Regions from separate parts of the Homo sapiens genome. Here region 1 is linked to region 2. A link is a loop called in an ENCODE intact Hi-C map of the cell type or tissue named here. Cell type or tissue: endothelial cell of umbilical vein. All regions are shown on one strand. Each heading gives the region's core, and the rest is flanking DNA. Links, peaks and the distances in the headings are about the cores only.

Evidence for each region. Hi-C counts contacts between places; a loop is a spot of excess contacts. Peaks named below come from ENCODE experiments on the same cell type or tissue, not always from the same donor. Only the 100,000 strongest peaks of a DNase experiment are listed, where the experiment ranks them.
Region 1: a loop joins it to region 2, with 11 times the contacts of the local background. A loop is called at or near these places in 2 of 110 quality-filtered maps.

Annotation. Positions count from the first base shown.
Region 1 is chr2:83,191,347-83,201,531 of GRCh38, reverse strand. No RefSeq gene overlaps it. Among named protein-coding and RNA genes, the nearest start is that of LINC01809, 330 kb to the left of the region's middle. In endothelial cell of umbilical vein, for the core only: a CTCF peak has its summit at 5,102; a DNase peak (open chromatin) is centred at 5,121; H3K27ac peaks cover 391 bases.
Region 2 is chr2:84,309,504-84,319,688 of GRCh38, reverse strand. The region is part of intron 1 of LOC107985905 (a long non-coding RNA gene); the gene reads left to right. Among named protein-coding and RNA genes, the nearest start is that of SUCLG1, 140 kb to the left of the region's middle. In endothelial cell of umbilical vein, for the core only: a CTCF peak has its summit at 4,683 (motif pointing right); a DNase peak (open chromatin) is centred at 4,688.

The DNA.
Region 1 (10,185 bases), core at 1,258-9,257, 1.1 Mb after region 2:
TTCAAGACACATATTATGTTACACTACATATATAAAATATTTTTAATGTATGCATGTTATCACACATAAAATATAACACTATTCAAAATATGTCCTATCAGAGGGGCAGGTTAGTCCTGGTATGAAATATAAAGAAGTAAATCTGGACAATGCCAGGAAAGAAAGGGAAAGGATTCTCAGGTGAGGTGATGAAAAACAAATAAACAAACAAAAAAGAAAAGGAAAAGAAAGAACAGAATGAAAAGGAAAGAAGAAAGCAAGAGAAGAGTCCAAAACAGAAGAGAAGAGTGGAGTAATTTCTTGGTAAAAAGACAGTAGGTGAAGAAATATTTGCTGGCACACAACACCATTTGTATGAAGTCGACTAGTGAAAGGTGGCCTTCAGTCACCCCTACCTGAAACAGACAATTGTTCACAAATATATTTTTTCTCCAGATTTGATTTTAAATGTGTTGAAAGCCTGGGCTGCTTTGCTAACACTGCATTTTCCTTTCCCAGCACCCATTATAATGTCTTGCATATTTTAAGTATTTAGCAAATGATTGCTTATGCAAATAAAAATACATTATTTTTCTCAAACATACCATGAGAATAGTCACAGTTTGCCTATGGAGAATTCCTAGAGTTACATGTGGAACTCCCGCGGAAGCACCCAGAAAATTATTTATTGATATAACCATTTAATTCAACATTGCAGGAGGAAATAATAATATTGTTCCTAGAAATACACCCCTAAGATGCAAACATTTGAAATTCTACTTGAGCATTTAGCTAGGGTTTTTGAGAGAGTAAACAATAGCATAAATATACAGAGAGCTTATAACCAAGTTTTGGAAATATCAGTAACATGCAAAATAGTTACGTAAAGCTGCCCATTTGAATAAACCAACCACCAGGTACAAACTTTGAGTGCTAGCCAGGTTTGCTTCAATTAAAATTATGAAATCATTAAACTCAACCTGCCCCAACACACACATAATCATGGTAGTAGCAGAAGAAGATCTAGGAAGTATATGGTGTGAAATGGATCTATTCATTATAGGAACATATTAAGAAGAAAGGATAAGAAATAAAAAAAAAAGAATGCTGTATTTCAGGGAGTTGGAACTGACCTAAACCAGTTTGGCCATACAAAATTATAAGGGATTTTTTGGTAGACTTTTGGAGCCACTGAATACTTCAAGATAAATTGTAGTTAGTTAATCCACCACACTCTAATCCTTCTAAGGTAATAAAATCCAATATCAAACTACAATATATCCCTCACATTTATTAGAGAAATAATTACCTTGTAAAACTTCCCAGCACAATTATATAACATGCCCTCTAGATTAGATGACACACCAGCTTTCTGTCTTGTAAATATTCTGATGTGGCATTAAACATTTATTAAAATAAAACACAACACTATTATAGAGATAGGATTAAATATGCTAATACTATGGAAAAGGTAGGCAATCTAAAACTTCCAAATCTGACCAGACACAGGGCCATTTCACTACAGCACATCCAACTCAGTCTAGCAGAGTATCTCTAAACTATTCTTGCTCATCTACATGTCTTGAAAGACATTCATTTCACTAAAGAGGGATTATATACGTCACCCACAGTAGTTATAAACATGTGTCTACTTTCACCAATGAAAATCCATTTTTAATATTTATTATGACAATTAGCAAAGATCTGGTTTAGATAAGAATTAGGTCTATCTGAAGTTTGTGTATTCACCACCCCAGTAGTCACCATCCCAGCTGGCCACTGCTCACCACTTTCCATCTAATTCTATGCTTGGTAGATGGAACAATGAACAAAAGCCTTGAAATTTATTATGAAATGCAGAAGCATGCTGGGTATTTGCTTTTATTTTATGATAACCCTGGAGTGAAATAGTGAGTGTTGATTTTTAATCAGGTACAGTTAGGACAACAGATTGGGAGATGACTGCCTTTAAAAAGATAATTTGGTACTCACAGTTGACAAAAGGAAGGTGCATTCCAAGCCGTGCAGAGCCACATGCGGTGACCAAGGTGAGTCAAGAGACAAAAGTGCTGAGAAGAATGTATACTCTGTTGTTTTGGGGTGGAGAGTTCTGTAGATGTCTATTAGGTCCGCTTGGTGCAGAGCTGAGTTTAATTCCTGGACATCCTTGCTAACTTTCTGTCTCGTTGATCTGTCTAATGTTGACAGTGGGGTGTTAAAGTCTCCCATTATTATTGTGTAGGAGTCTAAGCTGGAAACCATCATTCTGAGCAAACTATCGCAAGGATAGAAAACCAAACACCGCATGTTCTCACTCATAGGTGGGAATTGAACAATGAGAACACTTGGACACAGGGTGGGGAACATCACACACCGGGCCCTGCCAGGGGGTGGGGGAACGGGGGAGGGATAGCATTAGGAGATGTACCTAATGTAAATGACGAGTTAATGGGTGCAGCACACCAACATGGCACATGTATACATAGGTAATAAACCTGCATGTTGTGCACATGTACCCTAGAACTTAAAGTAAAATAAAAAATAAAAATAAATAAATAAAAGAAAAAAGAGAGAGAAAAGAGAGAGAAAAGAGAGAGAAAAGTGAGAAAAAAATATGGAATGTGGGCAGGAGCCTTTATTGTGATTTCTGTCTCAGTAGGTTCAAGATCTGATAATTTTAATAATTTCAGTATGTTTTGGAGCACCAGGGTTGTCCCTAGTTGTCTGGTACTGGCCCTTGGGTGATTAGGGCAGGGGAATAGTGACCCTGAGGGTGTAAGCCTGATTAAAGGAAGTGGTGGGAATGTGGGCTAGTTGGTTAGTTTGTATATGAAAGTCACCCTTGCAGGCCAGTGAGTCCTTTACTGTCTCTAGGAATTGGCTAGGCCTTGTTGGACAGTGTCTCTAGGATCAGCAAGGCCTCAGATGTCAAAGCGTCAGAAATATAAAAAATAGGAAGTCATCATTTATGCGTTGTAATGTTGGATTAAATGCTTCTGAATTCTCTAACAAGAGAAACTGACCATACACTATTTAGCTTAAACTAACCAACCAATACATACTGTAACATTGACAAGGCTGAAGTGTTTTTGAAGTAAAAGACATGGTGTATAGTAGCAGCTTCATTAACTTCACATTTTAATCTGGGTCCTCTTCATCATTTTTTTACTTTACTCAAAATACACACACACACCAGTCCAAATATTTTAACATATATAATTTTATATGTGTGGGTGTACACATCCATAATGAAATGATGTACAATTAGCAGTCTTGTAATATTTACTTAAGGAATAAATGAACATTTCTTATTTTAAATGTCAGAAGAGAGACCAATAAACAATAATGTATCAAATAGTATCACAATTATCTGAATACTCTGCTTTGTTTCAGAATGGCATATTGGAAAAATACACATTATTGGCATTTAGTTTATTGGAATATCTAATCTTACATTTTAGCTCAGTTTTTTTTTTCTGAATAAACTTGTTCTCTAAAAGTCTCAACATTTTCCCATTAGCATTTAGAAAATTCTAGATTTGTAATCGTGTGTGCAGTAGATTCAGTGAAGCCTAGAATTGGTCTTATTTGAAAAGCACATTACACTGGGCTTTGAGTACTGTTAAAATGGAGGGGTAGAAGTATATCTGAAGCAATTACCAGAAATCTAAGGTAAAAGTTAGAACAAAGTCATCGAGAATTCCAGAGAATTATATGGAAAGTATTATGCAGAAATTAAATACCAAGAAAGAATAGTCAGTCTAATTCAGGTCAGTGCTCATGGTATTAAAAGAGAGATTGAGAAAGAGTCAAGAAGACTTTTTAGTGCATTGAGCTCTGTCTCAGTCAGTTTTTAAATGAGTTTTACTGAGGGTTTGGAACCTAAGACTAAGCAAACACTATCCCAAGTGACTGCTGCTCACCACAGTCCAACCAATTCTATGCCTGACAGATGGGGAGGGGGCACATGGAAAGCCTCATTCTCAAATTCAGAAAAAAATATTCATTACCAAATCCAGAAGCATGCTGAGTAATTGCTTTTATTTGATGCTCAATACAATAAAAATAAATTTGCTTGTTTAAATTAATGAAAATTGAAAAAGAAAACCCAGATAGAGTACTTTGTCCTAAGAAAAAGGTATTTGACATTTTGCTCAGCAACACAGGTTTAATTATGTTAGCTAACATAAGAGGTGAAATTGGGGACTAAGGTCTTATGTTGAATTAATATTGATTGACTCAAGAACATGTCCTTAAATTGAAGAAAAGAAATAACTTGACCTTTGAAGCCATTAAAGTTATAAAGCTTCCTTTAAAAATATAATTTTCTCTTGGAGAAGTTTGATTGATCACTTTAAAGGAGGCTGTCAGCAAATGTTATAATTTTCCAATAATTTGGACAGGGCTCATCTAAAAATGGAGATTGCTGTTCAGACAAAAGTGGAGGAAACATTATTTGCAACTGCAGGTAGGGGAAAGGAGTAATTTCCAATTTATATGCAAAACAACAAATATGTATAATCCATTCCTCTGGCTCAGTTAGTTAAAAAATAAGAGAGTGAGAGAAACTCACTTAGCAACACTATTTTCTAAGCATAATATTCATGTTTCCAAATGGAGCCAACTAATCGGCCACATCAGCAGTTTGCCAGCCTAGCAAGTCACACATGAGCTGTGCATGGCCCTGACTACAAAGCATACAAACCAAAGCTTATGGAAGACAATAAACATGGGATTTTGGAATATATTCCTGAATATCTCCTTGGAGACTTACTAGACCTAGGGCTAAACCTGTTAGTGGATTCACAATAAAGGAGAATGTCAATTTATAGTTGCACTTTCTCTTGTATTTCTAGAAGAATAATAAGTATTATTTTCTTAACTATTAATTCTCATTAAAGTTTTCTGTGTCTTAATTCTTGTTCAAGTTCATTTTCTGCCTCTCTCTCACACACACACACACACACTAAACATTAAGTTTATACTTAAACTTAATATATAAATTAAATAATTGGAGGAAATCTGGAGCTCTACTATGCATACAGTTGAAAAACGGTAGTACAATGTGTCAACATTTAATCACATGCAAACATCCTGCAGTTTGAATTATTGCAGAAAGAGGGCAGTCTTACATTTTAATGCAAAATCAAGATGTGCATTTAGCTATACTGTGGTCAACTGTAAAAAGAAAGGAAAACTGCAGTCAGAAAAATAAAAGTTCTGGCTAAATAGGATCCAGGACTAGCCCTATTGGTATAATAAATCTGAATTTTCTGTTTAAGTACAGGTGGCTTTTAGTCTTCAGAGCTAAAGCAAAATCAATATGTGTTTCATTCTGCCTACTCTCCTACCTCCACTATATGACCTTATTTTCTATTTCACAAAGAAATAGAAAACATCAAAGTTAGTTTTCCATTACCACACCTAAATCTGTGACTATATCCTTACACTGTCTTCAACGCTCAGAGCAGGTTTGTTACTGTTCTTCAAGGATTATCCCTCCCACTTTGTTCTTCATTTTATTCCCTACCCTCCTCTCCTTTCTCCACAATCCTCACACATCCTTTCAACCAAGACTGGTGTTATCTACCTATCATGCTTCTGTGTTTTCCATATTGTCATTTCTTTCTGTCTCTACTTGGTACTTATACACTTTAAATCCATTAACACTTAATACAAAAAAGAAAAAAGAATCCTTGCACCCCTAAAATAACATCTATTTTTCTCATTACCGATCCACTCAAACACATTATTTTTGGAGGAATACTCATGTGACAAAATTGTGTTATTTTGGTGGGCTCACTGAAGAATAATGCATCATGTCAAGCTCACACCCTGGCCACAGATATAGACATGAGACAAATAACTACAGTATGTAGAAGAGTCATAAAGGGAAAATTGCTGAGATGATGGAGGCACTTAACAGAAGACTTACTATATCTTTCAAAACCAAGCTCTACCTCCTCATCTCACAACCCATTTGCTTTCAAGCTACTAACTCCCGTCTACATACAGGACTCCACTAAATCTTCACTTGCCTCCAGTAAGCATGACCTTATAATTGATACATACAATGATCTTTTGACCTGCTCATAAAACTTCTTGAAATTCTCTCCTCTGCTAACTTGCATCACATCCCTTTAATCAGCCTTTCTGATGTGAGAGTGATGTGGCTATTACACATGATAGCCTAGGTAACAAGTTGCTTCGTGACGTTTATCTATATCTAATGTTCCCTAGATCTTTAAACCTCAGTATATTCTATGATATTTTATGTGAAACATGTTATCTTTCCATTCAAGCTTATTTTTCCTTCTACATTTTTATTTCTTGTGTGTCACTAACATTTATATTGTTGCCCAACCTAGAACCCATGAATTTTTCCAGACATCTTCCTTCACTGCAACCTGCAACTTTCGTCAGGTACTAAGTCTAGCAAGCTCTATCTCCATGAAATTTATCATGATGTCAGCTCGTCCATTTCTAATGGAGCATTCAATGATATTTGAAATATCTTTGAAGTTTATTATGCAACATAAGGATATGTAAATATGTATAAATATGTGGAAGTATGCATAAATTCATTAAAACTATAAATTATAAAATATATAAAAGTTTTTATATATTTTACATATATATGTGTGTTTCTGAGTGCAAGCGTGTGTCTCCATTAATACAGCCAATGTGGTACAGAAATACGTACACAAATAATTTCAATTGGACTTATTTTTTTATGCCAAAATGTAAACCAAAATGGAGTGGGGAATTCTGTATGTCAGGCGTTTTATGTGCTTTGACACACACCAAAATGTAGAAAGATACATATGTTTAAATATTCCTTCTCAGTGAAGGCTTGCCCATCCACTTCATTTATAACTTCAAAACATTCCATTTCTTAACTGAAGCCTGGTGGGTCTCTCCACTTTTATTTTCATCACAGTACTCATCAGTAACCAACACATTATAAATTGTTCTTATTACTTTTTATGTATGTCTATTCTATCATAGAAATATAATTTTCTATTATAGAAATTTTAAAAATATTTGTACATGCAACAACTAAAACAGTATATAGAAGGTATATAACAAATATAAGTTGAACATATCCTTTTACACTGATGGATGATAATGCCTTTAATAAAATACTATTTATGAAATGCTTAATATGTGCCAGGTATGCCATAACCTTATTCAATTTTTACAAAAATATTTAAAGTGATATTATCCACATTTTCAACATATGAGATATTGATATTTTGTAGGTTGTTTGTATTTCTTTCTTTTTTGAAGCTTATTTTTTAGAGATGAGTTCTTGCTATGTTACCCAAGTTTAACTCAAACTCCGGGGCTCAAGAGATCCTCCCACCTCAGCTTCTGAGGCACTGAGACTACAGGCATGAGCTACTGTGCCCCATTAAGATTTAGTGAGTTTGAATTATTTGCCTAAGATCCCATTATAGGGAAATATGGATTTATACTCATCTACGTAATGTGAAAATTCATGTTTTTAGCTACTAAATAATTTCAGCTTCAAGTAGTAAGGACCACATGAGTGTTTTCATCCTTGTTAGAGTTGCATATGCCACTAAACCTGCTGATATCTACATTAGAGGATTCCTGCTAGAAGTAAGTAGATTACTGAGCCATATAAGTGAAAAAAAATTAAATCTAAAAATGAATAAGACAATCCAGAACATATAAGTATAATTTTAACTAATTTATTTGTCATAATACATTAATCATGACAGTTGACACTTTAGGCTAATAAAAATTTTCATTCATATTTCTATAGTTTATAGCACCTGATTTAACAAAAGAAAAACAATTGTGAAATTCTCTTTTTCACTTACTTTATTTTGATTAGTCCAGGAACTGTCGTAGGATTATATTTCTTTTATTTCTGAGACAATTAGAGAATAATCATTTGTATTCTTTCCATTAAAGGCACTTATTTTATTTGACCCTTTTCTTACACTTTATAGTTTTGCTTTATATTTGGAAGAAGTCTGTTTAAATCACAGAACATAAAGATTTAAAACAAAACAAGAAAGGAAGAATGAGGAATCTCACTATTGCAAAGACATTGCAGGGCATATCTGTATAGCCATTATTCTTAATGTTTGGTACCAGTTCGGTATTTTTTTAGTTGAAATAGTTTTTTGAAATATTTTCTTTGTAACTAAACTAGATGTTCGAATCAATTAATTATGAAATGGTAATAAATTTCTAGTTATTTAGGATGAGGAGCTATGGACATTTCTAGACTAATATATCACTATTATTTCTAGCCATAGTATAGTGGAGCATTAAATACAATTGTAGGTCATTTTGGGCATATCACATCTTTAAATCAAATTGTGGAGTCATTATTGACTAGCTAAGTGATAATAATTAAATGAGTTAACTTGTATTAGTAATTTTTTCTTTTTGAAAATAAAATTGTTTAATGCATAATTATATTGGGATTTGAGTAGAAAGAACCCAGTACAACAGCCAAAAATTTTAGTGATTAATATTATCATCATCATCATCACTATAGCAATGTTTTATCCCACAAACTAATGTGTTTTGGAAATATGTCTGGACTTAGGCATTATACTAACTTAATTTAGCCCTGTACTTTGTCTCCAATGTGATGTGTATTCTGCTAATTGGTATAAAGAAAATTTCAGCTGGGTATGGTTGCTCAGGCCTGTAATCCCAGCACTTTGTGAGGCTGAGGTGGGAGGATCACTTGAGCCCAGGAGTTTGAGACCATCTTGAGCAACGTAGTGAGTCCCTATCTCCAGAAAAAATTTGAAAAATAGCCAGGCACAACAACACATGCCTGTAGTCCCAGCTACTTTGGAAGGCTGAGGCTAGGAGGTCAATGCTTTGGTGAGCCATTATTGTACCACTGCACTCCAGCCTGGGTGACAGAGTGAGACCCTCTCAAAAAAAAAAAAAAAAAAGAAAAGAAAAGAAAGTGCTAAATAAAATAAATAAAAGAAAATTTAAGCTGTACTGTTTTTATGCAAGTATAGAGCCTTTGCTATGTTTCTCAAAATCGATGATTAAAGAGGAAGAAACAATCTTGTGTCTCAAAGGTGTATACTGCTGGAGATGAGGCTTTAGAAACGTCTAATTTAAGTCACATTTCCCCCCTGCACAATAGATTCCTAAAATAGTATTACTTTACTAGAATAATAAGTAACCCAGGAAGAAGAACTAATAAATATCCCTTATGTACTGTTACTTTACTGGTGTGATTTGGAGAGCTCACCATGGTATGTGAGTGTTATCATCAGCAGACAGCATTTCATTAGTGTGTGGTCAATGGCGGTCTCAGAATGGCAGATGACTATGATAAAGACTGATAAGGGCAATGAGTCCAAATTTTTTTAGCTTTCATGTACTGGTCCCATAGTGATGGTTCCAGGGAGCCTCAGCTTGCAAGATAGCACCCAGAGGCCAACAGAAGAACCGACATGAGCCAAAGCTGTGGGTATGAACTGTGAAGTGTGCATCTGTGGGTGAATATTTTGGTATCAACAGACTATAGCTGTGTTGGTTATAAGTGGGAAACAAGACTGCAAAACATACTGTATTTGGTTTTTAAAATGGCTGAAATAATTGTGATTATCATTGAATGGCACCTTGTATTATTACTTGCCCATGGGATACTGACTAGAGAGAAGGAGTTAGGAGACTGAGCACCCAGGTGTGGAGTATGAGGCTGGGCCAGGTTAGAAAGAGATTAGAAAAACATTCAGAGCTATTATAGGAGATGGAAGTCACTGAGTACTTTTAAACTTAGTTATGAAACATGCAAATGTTAATTAGAAAGTCAAGTCTGTCAGCGATACTCAGTTAATTAGTTCACCTACATATTTATTTATTCAATGGATCCAGTAGAGTTCTGTTCTCAAGGCATGAGAGCAGATAGGATAAAATCTTTAACCTTCACTTTATCCTCCAGGCAGGGTAAGTATTGCAGCTATTTCTCAATTCTGGCTGATCAAGCATAGCTCAATCTCCTGAGATTCTGCTGTGGTGGTACTAGAGTAGAGCCAGGAATCATCAGTATGTCAAAAATGTTCCAAATGTGGGCCAGAGAAACACTAGTATCAAATTATCAGTCTCTAATCTCTGTGGAACTGAATGCACTTGGATGCAAAGACCTTAATGGCCCTTGTCTTTAAACCCATATCCTTCCCTTTCACTGTG
Region 2 (10,185 bases), core at 952-8,951:
CCAACTGATGTACCCTGGATTCATCTTTCAGCTTTAGAGAGAGAGCCTCCAGGGGAAGATAACGAGATTTTATCTGTGGGCTTCAACCTGGCTCTGGACAAAATGTGAAGTTTACTCACTAAATGTGGATCAAATTATTTCCCTCTGCCAGGCACTGCTTGGAGTGTGAGGAAGGGAGGAGAAACCCAACTGTCCTGTGTGACAGCTATTTTTTTTTCACTATTGTTTATTGTTTATTTTCTTTTTTTTCTTTTTCCTTTTTTTAATTATTATTATACTTTAAGTTTTAGGGTACATGTGCACAATGTGCAGGTTAGTTACATATGTATACATGTGCCATGCTGTCAGTGTGGCGACTCCTCAGGGATCTAGAACTAGAAATACCATTTGACCCGGCCATCCCATTACTGGGTATATACCCAAAGGACTAAAAAGCATGCTGCTATAAAGACACATGCACACATATGTTTATTGCGGCACTATTCACGATAGCTATTTTTATTCCTATTTTATGGATGACAAAACTGAGGTTAAACGCCTTGCCTGCACCATAAATAAATGCTAAGTATGTGAGATGATGTGTGTGCTGAGTAGCTGGATTTAATCATTCTACAGTGTATACATATATTGTGACATCACATTGTACCCCATAAAGATACACAATTACTATTTGTCCATTAAAAATGTAAAAATATAAATGCCTTGCTTCATTTGGTCTTAAAACCCAGGTCACTTGCCAGGGATTTGTGGTTTTGTCCTCTGCAAGGCCATAGGACCTCCCTGCTCCCCTTTGCCTGCTCTCTCCACTCCCACGCTGTTGACACCCCCGGGTAAATATATCTTAGTCCAAGAGAAGCAGTTTGGACCAGCTGCAGGCATCCCCTTCCCTCTCAGTATGTATTTTGAGGAGTAAAGGGTGGGGAGAGGCAGCCTGGGGGCAGGCTCTAAGCTCCCAGTGTGTGTTTTGAGGGGTCAGGAGTCGGGGGTCAGGTGTTGAGTAAGCACATTCTGCCATGTCTGCCTCAGGGCACAGATGGCTGCTTTTTTAGGTAAAGCAAGAGGGGAAACAGCTGACAGCAGAATTCTCTTTATTTTGATTCTTCTTTCTTCTGTGACTTAGTGTGTCTGAGACTGGCTGCAAATATGTTTCTCAGATAAAGTAAAATTTTCCTCTAATTTATCAGATAATGCACCATAATCCCTAGCCCACAAAGCTAAACGAGCGCCCCAAGAGTACACACTTAGGGCCAGGCGCGGTGGCTCACGCCTGTAATCCTAGCACTTTGGGAGGCCGAGGTGGGTGGATCGTCTGAAGTCAGGAGTTTGAGACCAGGCTGGCCAACATGGTGAAACCCCGTCTCTACTAAAAATACAAAAAAAAATTAGCTGGGCTTGGTGGCAGGTGCCTGTAATCCCAGCTACTAGGGAGGCTGAGGCAGGAGAATTGCTTGAACCCAGGAGGCGGAGGTTGCAGTGGGCTGAGATTGCACCATTGAACTCAAGCCTGGGTAACGAGAGCGAAGACTTCGTCTCAGAAAAAAAAAAAAAAAAGTACACATTTCTTCTGAGCTCTGGTTGCCAGGTGTCTGTATCAAACATTGAAAACCACTTTTGAGGCCAGGCATGGTGGCTCACGCTTGTAATCCCAGCACTTTGGGAGGCTGAGGCAGGTGGATCATGAGGTCAGGAGTTTGAGACCAGCCTGGCCAAGATGGTGAAACCCCATCTCTACTAGAAATGCAAAAAATTGGCCGGGCATGGTGGCACATGCCTATAGTCCCGGCTACTCCAGAGGCTGAGGCAGAGAATTGCTTAAAACCTGGAGGGGCAGAGGTTGCAGTGAGCTGAGATCCCACCACTGCACTCCAGCCTGGGTGACACAGCAAGACTCCGTCTCAAAAGAAAACCACTTTTGAGTATTATATTGTGAAAACATCAGACTTTGTATGTAGAATAAGTTTATATCATTTTGGCTGGTAAATATTTGTCAAGCATGTGAGGTATTTTTGTTGAAACCCTCTGGCTGGCTGATCTCTCCTTGCTACTCCTTCAGACACACCAGGGTTTAATGGCTGAAAACCTAAACACTGTGTCAAAGGCAGGTATGAAAGAAATGAGGAATTTAACCAGTCATAGCACCAAAGAGAAAAGACAGCTGAGGAGGGCTTTAGAAATCTTCCATCCAGCCTTTGTTGGACAGATGTGGAAACTGAGGCCAGAAGGGAAGTGGCAGAGTAACCTAGCTTGTGGAGGGCAGGGTCAGGCTGGGAACTAGGATGGTTGATGGCTGGTCCAGCCTAGCCTCTTTCAGGGAGCGCACGGTGAAGGGCTGCCTCTCAAGAGTTTATGTCTGTTAGGAGCAGAGAACACAAAAGTCCTGTGTTCCCTTCACCAGTCCTTTCTCCAGGCTAGAAAAATGATGATGTCAGAAGGATCTCATAAGCCCTGTGTGGAGATTTGGCATTCAGCTCCTCACTCTGCCCTAGAGAGGTTTTGTTATGCCAGACAGGGGCTCTGAACATCTCAGTCTGTCAGTGAGTGAGAAGCCTATTGGACTTGCTGGCTTCATCAGGCAAGGTGTGGAGAGATGTCAAGAGACCCCCCCCGGAGGATCCAAATCAATACTAGGCATGAAAACAAAGCTGGCTTTGACGCCCCCGAGTTAACAAAGGAAAGTTTCTTTGCTGCTTAGACAAGTTAGAACCACACAAAAATGGTTAAAAGTATTTTAGGATCTTTTCCCCCACCTCAGATAGTTTTGGCTTTGAGAAGAGATTTTTCCCATGGTGCAACTGGGCATACTTGGATCTATATGAGGAGGAAAAGTAAAATAAGGTAAATGAAGAGTTTGCCTTCTGTTGGTTGATAATCTACAAAGCTTCCACTCACCTTCTGTCCCAGCACCCAGGAGTCATATTCCTTTCTGACTGCCCACTGCTAGCAAATCAAGCCACTCTCCTGCACATCAGTCTTGATTCTGCAACTTTGCTTCCTTCACCCAAACTTATATGCACAATGTTCACACACTCCCTATTCCTTATTCCTTCAAGGCCTTGCTTGAAGTGCTTGAAGCTGGTTAACTAGCTAGATGCTGTATAAGTTTATAGTTTTGGATATAAATACTTTGCCCTCGGAGAGAGACTAATGCTCTGTGATTTTGGACAAGCCATTTAGTATCTTGGAGCTTCCATTTTTCTTATCAGTGAATAAGTGATGTTTGCTCTACCAATGCAAGAGAATTGTTGCAAGATTTAAAACCCATGTGAATTAATGAATGTAAAAAAGACCTTGGTCAAACTGTTGCATGCTTTATAATAAGTGAGATAGCATGATTAAATGCCTTAAAGAAGTCAATTTTCAAGGCTTATGTCTGGTTAAGGGGTAGAAAATTGTTGGTAGATAACCCCCCCTACTCCCAGATTCACCAGCAGAACTTACATTCCTCTGCCTGTGTCTGTTTTGCCCTACTCCTTTGTTTAACCCCTTCCTTGTCTTAGCTTTCTTCTAGAGAGGGGAAGGGGTGCCCCTGGTGACTTAACTTCTTATGCATATTACATTGAGGCAAATCTAAAATGAGCCTCTGCAGAAGGAGAACAAATGCCATCCCCTGGAGAAGGATCGGAATGCTTTGCTTTTTATTTCTTTCAGGGGTCTGAGTGTGTGCCGGATTGCATGGTCTAGGGAGGAGATGCTGAGTGCAACTTTTCCTGTTTCTCAGAATTGGTGCCTGGGGGCCCAAAAATGAGGATGAAAAGGCCCCAAATAACCCATGTTCTAAAGAGAGAAGCCAAAAAATGCACCAATTTCCCAGCTCAGCCTTCCTGGTCTGTGGCTGCCATCCCAGGTGTCATCCTCACTCTCCACCCTACCTTCTGGTTCATTGTTCATTGCTCTAAGGGATGAGAACACAAGGAGGGGAGAGAGTTATCACTACCGTGAACCTCAGGTGTGATGTGCTCCTGGAAAGAGGTGTTTCCTACTATCCCTGAAAAAAAAAAATACCGTTTGTATTTGTACCCACCCCCCACCATCGAGCTGTCAACCCCCCTCATTAAGACACTTGTACCAGGGAAAAGGAGTAATGGGAATAAAAGACAAGAGCAACTTGAGTCTTCATTTCATTGCTCACATCGCTCTGTCCTGCTGCTTTCTTCACCGAAGTACTGGGTTTCTATTCCAAACCAGCTACAATGAACAGTCTTCATTCGGAGTTGGGACTATGGTCTCAACATGGGACTACTGGGGACCCTCTAATAGCCTTGTCCTAGACACACATGACTTTGGCCACCTCAGTAGCAAGAGGGATCTGAAGGGATATGCTCGAGATCCCTGGAATCCTCAGAAATGTCTACAGGCAGGTGTCCTGGGGTCCTGCATAGAAGGGCACTGGCCAGGCCTTGAGTGAGCTCAGCGGGGCCTCTAGACTCACCTGAGATCACAGCCAGGTCGCTCTCCTGCTCTCCTGGTGCTGATTCCAGCTCCTTTCTGTTATTCTGTAGCCCTCAGGATTTGGGTGTCCTTCGGACTGTCCTGTTGGGAACCCTTCCTCACAGTCCTCACATCGACTGAGCAGACTGAGCGGGCACCACGTCTGGCTCCTTTGCTTATGCTCAGCTACTGGATTGCAGTCCCAGAAACGCCACCTTGACAAGGTTAGCCTGCAATGCGTGAGGCGAAGGAAGGCCACAAGGTGGCAGCAGAGGATTACCCACTTGCTAGTGGAGTCGGGAGGCTCTATGGGGGTGGGGAAATGGAGTTTCCTTACCACAGAGCGGGTTGGAAAGCAAGTGAACCAACATTTTAGAGGACTAAGAGATCAATAGGAACAGGTGCAGAAAGATTCCAGGAGGGTGTTGAGGTAGGGCTTGAATAGAAAGACTAATAATCATGTATTAAATGTTTATTATGAAGCTGGCAATGCTTCATAAGTGTAAGCACTTACACATTACATGATCCATTTCTTAGAACAACCCTGCAATTATTCCTATTCTACTTGTGAGAAAATAGAGGCTCAGATTAATTGAGTTACTGGCCCAAGTTCACATAGCTATTAATTGATGGAATTAGGAATAAAAACCAGGTCTGACAGACTGTAAAGCCCGGGTTTTGAACTTCTATGTTAAACAGTGCAAACATCAGGATAGACTAGTGGTTCTCAAAGCGTGGTCCTGGAACCCCCTGGGATTCGCATCACCTGGTGACTTGTTATAGTGCACATTCTTGGCCAGGCGCAGTGACTCACACTTGTGATTCCAGCATTTTGGGAGGCCGAGGTGGGCAAATGACTTGAGGTCAGGAGTTTGAGACAGGCCTGGCCAATATGGTGAAACCCCGTCTCTACTAAAAACACAAAAATTAGCTGGGCATGGTGGCACATGCCTGTAGTATCAGCTACATGGGAGGCTGAAGCAGGAGAATTGCTTGAACCCAGAAGGCAGAGGTTGTCGTGAGCTGAGATTCTGCCACTGCACTCCAGCCTGGGCAATAGAGTGAGACTCCATCTTTTAAAAAAATATATAATAATAATAAAAAAATGCAAATTCTCAAACCTACTGAATCAGAAACCCTGGGGTGGGGCTCAGCAATCTGTGTGAGTGTGTGTGTGTGCGTGTGTGTGTGTTTTAATTTTAAATATATATTTTAGTACAGGCAGGGTCTTGCTATGTTGCCCAGGCTGGTTCCCAACTCCTGGCTTGAAGTGATCCACCTCGGCCTTCGAAAGTGCTGGAATTACAGATGTGAACCACCCTTCCTGGCCCCAATCTGTGCTTTAAAAGCCCTCTGCCAGGATTCTGATGCTGCTCCAGTTTGAGAAGCACTGGGATAGATAATATTCCAGCCTGTCAAGTGCTGAGCTGTGGATTTGCCTATGAGCATTGCCTGTCATGGTGCAGTCACCTCTGATGGAGCTGGAACTGCCCCACCCTTGACATTGACATTAGGCCAGCTGCTCCCAAAGGTAAGGAAGTGGTTCACTCCAATTCTACCCCTTACCTGCTGACATTTTTCTCCCTCTTTAGCTGTAGGTGGGGGAGAACAGTCTTTGTGGAACTCAGAACTGGAAATTTTCTCTTCATTAACATGACAAACAGGCTACCTCTATCAAGGACAGCCCGGTGAGACTGGCCTGGAATTTAGAATCTCCTTATAAATAAAGTCTCAGCTTTAAGCATTAATGAAAGACGTGAGATCTTTATGGTGCCATTCATTTCTGATCTTGCCAATTTGGTAGCTAAAGAGTGACTGCTATCTTTTTCCAAGCCACTAATTATGCAACTCTGTCCTGATGTGTGCTAGTTCAGGTTCTTAGCAAAAATTGTTATTCCTGTAAAAATATAACATTTAAGACTGGAAGGAAAGACTCCATATAATTAATCTTTGTATTTTAGCTAAGAATTTTGGAGTGATTTTAAGTTGCTTCTTTGTGCTTTAAGAAACTTTTGTTTTTAACTTTGAAGTGTGTACACATTTTTCAATAAGAGAAGAAAATAATGCTGTTTTATAAGCAAGTCTTTTATTCTGTGAGATGAACCCATCAGAATGAAAGTTATGTGCCTGAAATTCCTGATGATTTGACAAGGGAAGACTGAAGCTTTTGTATAGCCATTTAAAGAAAAAGAAAACTCATTAATTTTCAGCTTATTCATTTGATATTTGTGCTTATATCCATAGGAGATAGGTGGTATTTTTTTGTTTGTTTTTTTTACTGAGGTTACAAAAGGATATTAAGAACAAGGCAATGTTTAGGAGAGCAGATTGTTTAAACGGAGTTTGAACTACCTTTGACATTCTCATGTGTATGCTAACACTGATGTGCTTATTACAAATTTTTTCTTATATATTCATTCAATTCATTCATCGGATTATAGATGGTGTCTCTCTACATTAACACCTATCTGTAGCTTTAAAATCAGACTGTGGGATATATTAGTATACCCAGTAAGCTCTAATCATTTGTGACTGTTTATTCAGACACATACAGAAATGACACATTCAGGAATCCTCTTTCTAGGGTGAATCCCAGAACACCTCTAATGGCTTGGATATCTGAGGTTGCAGATATGAAGCAACAAGATGTGTTTAAGTGATCATCTCTCACAGGATGGGCTTTTGGATACTTCAAAAATGTATGGAAGCCAAGTAGCCTTGGGGAGGTAAAGACCTCTCAAGGTGAACTCCTCATTAGCAAAGGACCCTTCTGATGTAGAGAAACCAAGACCTCTGGGTGCCCCTCAAAGGCAAGCTGGTTCTCAGACTCCATCAGATCTCAGATAAGCTTCTGAGGACAGGGGGCCACAGCAGCAGCAGTAGTGGCACATGCCAGCTGACCCCCATGGACTGAGCTGCAGAGGACCCGCCGGCCTTGCTAGAAAGGAAAGTGACTCTTCTGAAGCAGGGGGGACTGAGCAGGAGCACCACCTGGCAGAGCCCCTCCTCTACAGGGCTCCATGCAGACAGGCCTGAGAATGAAAGATGTGTATTATGCATATTATCTCATTTATACATTTGTCCCTTGCTTGTCTTCCCCATTAGAATTGTTAAAAAGGAAAAATCTCAAGTTTAAATTTATCAGAGTTTCTATGAGCAAAAAAACCCAAAAAACAACAACAAAAATGATTAGTGAAGTGAATCTGGCAGCCCCCAGAACCAGAACAGGGTCAAAGAGCTTCTGTGTGCTACATGATCAGACAGCAGCATTTATGGACAGAAAAGGGAAGTGAGGTAAAAAGAACAACTTAGTTATAGCTCAGCATTTTGTCTTACTTGAATCAGCTGACCACCTACCATTGACTGAAGTTCAGCTGTTTGTTACATGAGTATACTTCTAAATTAATTTGTTTCATTTAGCATGAATTACCACATATTGGTTTGAGCTGTTGGGCTAGGAACCCAGTGCAAATCAATGGCATGCTACAAATTTTATTTTTATTATTATTTTTAGAGATGGGGTCTCACTGTATTGCCCGGCTGGTCTCAAACTCCTGAACTCAAGTGATCCTCCCACCTGGGCCTCCCAAAGTGTTGGGATTACAGGTGTGAGCCACTGTGCCTGATTAAATTGTATTTTAATAGAATAGAAACTTCCTAAAAGCCAGACCTTGTCTGTCAACTTCAAGGTGTATCCTCAGCATCTAAAACATAGTAGACAATAAATATGCAGTGTATGAATATGTGAAGGCTCCTGTAAACTCTGAGTTTATGGTATTCATTGACACTTTCGTTAAATTATGGTATTTTTCTAATTCCAGCAATTCTTTGCTTTTCAGCAATTGCACGTAAGAACTTCAGTAACCAAAGTGCCAGTAGGTAACCCTGAAGATGATGCTGAGAAATAGTTTTCTTGACACAAAAACCCTGTGGACTCTTGACATCTAAGAACTTTAAGACAGTGGTTTTCACACTTATTTCTGCAGCAACAGAGCCCTTTCTTTTCCAGAAACCTGAGGCAGAGACCCACGATATAAACAAGACAAAAACAGAGATGCTCAGGTTCAAGCCGTGATATGTGGCTCTGAGCCTGACCTGCTCAGACCTCGCCCTCCTTCCTTTCCTCCAAGAAATCCCAGAACACTTTCCTGCAACAGTAGGATAGTGCTTCTCACCCTTGGCTGCACATTTGTCTCCTGGAAAAGCATAATTTCAGCACAGGAGATCAAGCACACAAGCTCTGGCTGTGATATATGCTAAAATAAAATGTCCAGATAGAGTTTGAAATTAACCCCATACTATGCTCTACGGAAGTCACTTCTGAATTGTATATTATCAATCCTAGCACAGCAATTCTCAATCCTAGATGCTCACTGAAGTCACCTGGCGAGCATTAACAATTACTGATGCCGGGACTAACTCTGTCCCATTCCCCCAGATTCTGATTTAATTTGTCCTCTGTGTAATCTGGGTGTCTGGGATTTTAAAGCTTTATGGGCCTCTTACAAACACTCTACCCCATGCTGGTGGGGAATAAGCAAACTACGACAGAAGCAGGCGGAGGGCATTCTGCCGTATGTTGTAGGTAGCTGTCTGTCTTCTGTTATCATTGCTATAAGTGATCCTGAGGGCAGGGAGTGTGTGTTATTCATTTCTTTATACTTTGTTTAGGACTGTCTGTTACTGCAGTCCCTCAGGAAAAGCATATGCCTTTCATTAGCTGAGTGATTGCAAGCAACTTCACCTTTCTAATCCTCAATTTCCTCATCTGCAAAATAACAAAGTAATGGTATCTACCTTGTATAGTTTATGTAAGGATTAAATAAAATATGAAAATGGTTTAACAGTGTATCTGATACGTTATAAGTGCTCATTAAATGCTTTAAAGATACTGTTCTTCCTATTAGCTATTTATACCAGAACTAAGAGTTTCCGCCTTATATTGTAAGGGAGGTAAGACTTGGTCAGGTGAAGTTAAGATTAAGTTTATGAAACTTGTTTCTCATAAAGAGGGTTATATCTTAAAATGATAAACAGGTTTAAAGAATATTTAAGCAAATATTTATGTATAGCATTCATAGCAACTGGATTTTAGGGAAGTTAAGTATTCTTATTCCTAATGATTTGACTTAGATGGAGGGCAATTTTCACTTCTCAGAATCCACACCAGGCTATACCTTTAGAGAGAGGCTCCTGGATTAGATATGCCCAGTATGGAATTTCTTATGTCCCTAGGAATTAGAAGGCTTCATGTGAACAGATGTAGCTTTGGGATTTTGTAACTTTATGAATAAAATTTCAGATGAGGACTAATATCCTGTGGTCTACACGTATCCATCTGTTTTACGCAGTATTGTTTGTCACTGGATATTGATTTACTCCTTTCTTTGTCCAGCATGGAGAATTAGAATATGTGTTAACTTGCGGAAATCACTGATTGCTGAATTTGCAGCACAGTCAGGAAATAAGCAGGTTTTAAGTGGTGAGTAACACAGTGCTTTGGAGGAGTGTAAATTAACAGCTTTATGAGGTATTGTAGCCAACATTTCTGCCTATGTCTATCATTTAGGGAAAAGGTGTCTGAGTACACAGCTTCTCCTTATCCATGACCCAGATGGAATAAAAGAGGTCCAGACACTGCCTGGACCCTTTAGATCTTCCCATGCCTGGGTGCTCCTGACTTGATTCCTAGTAGCCACTCTCTCTGTCTGAGAGCTTGCCCCAAAGCGGCAGAAAGCCACTGGACCTGCACTTATG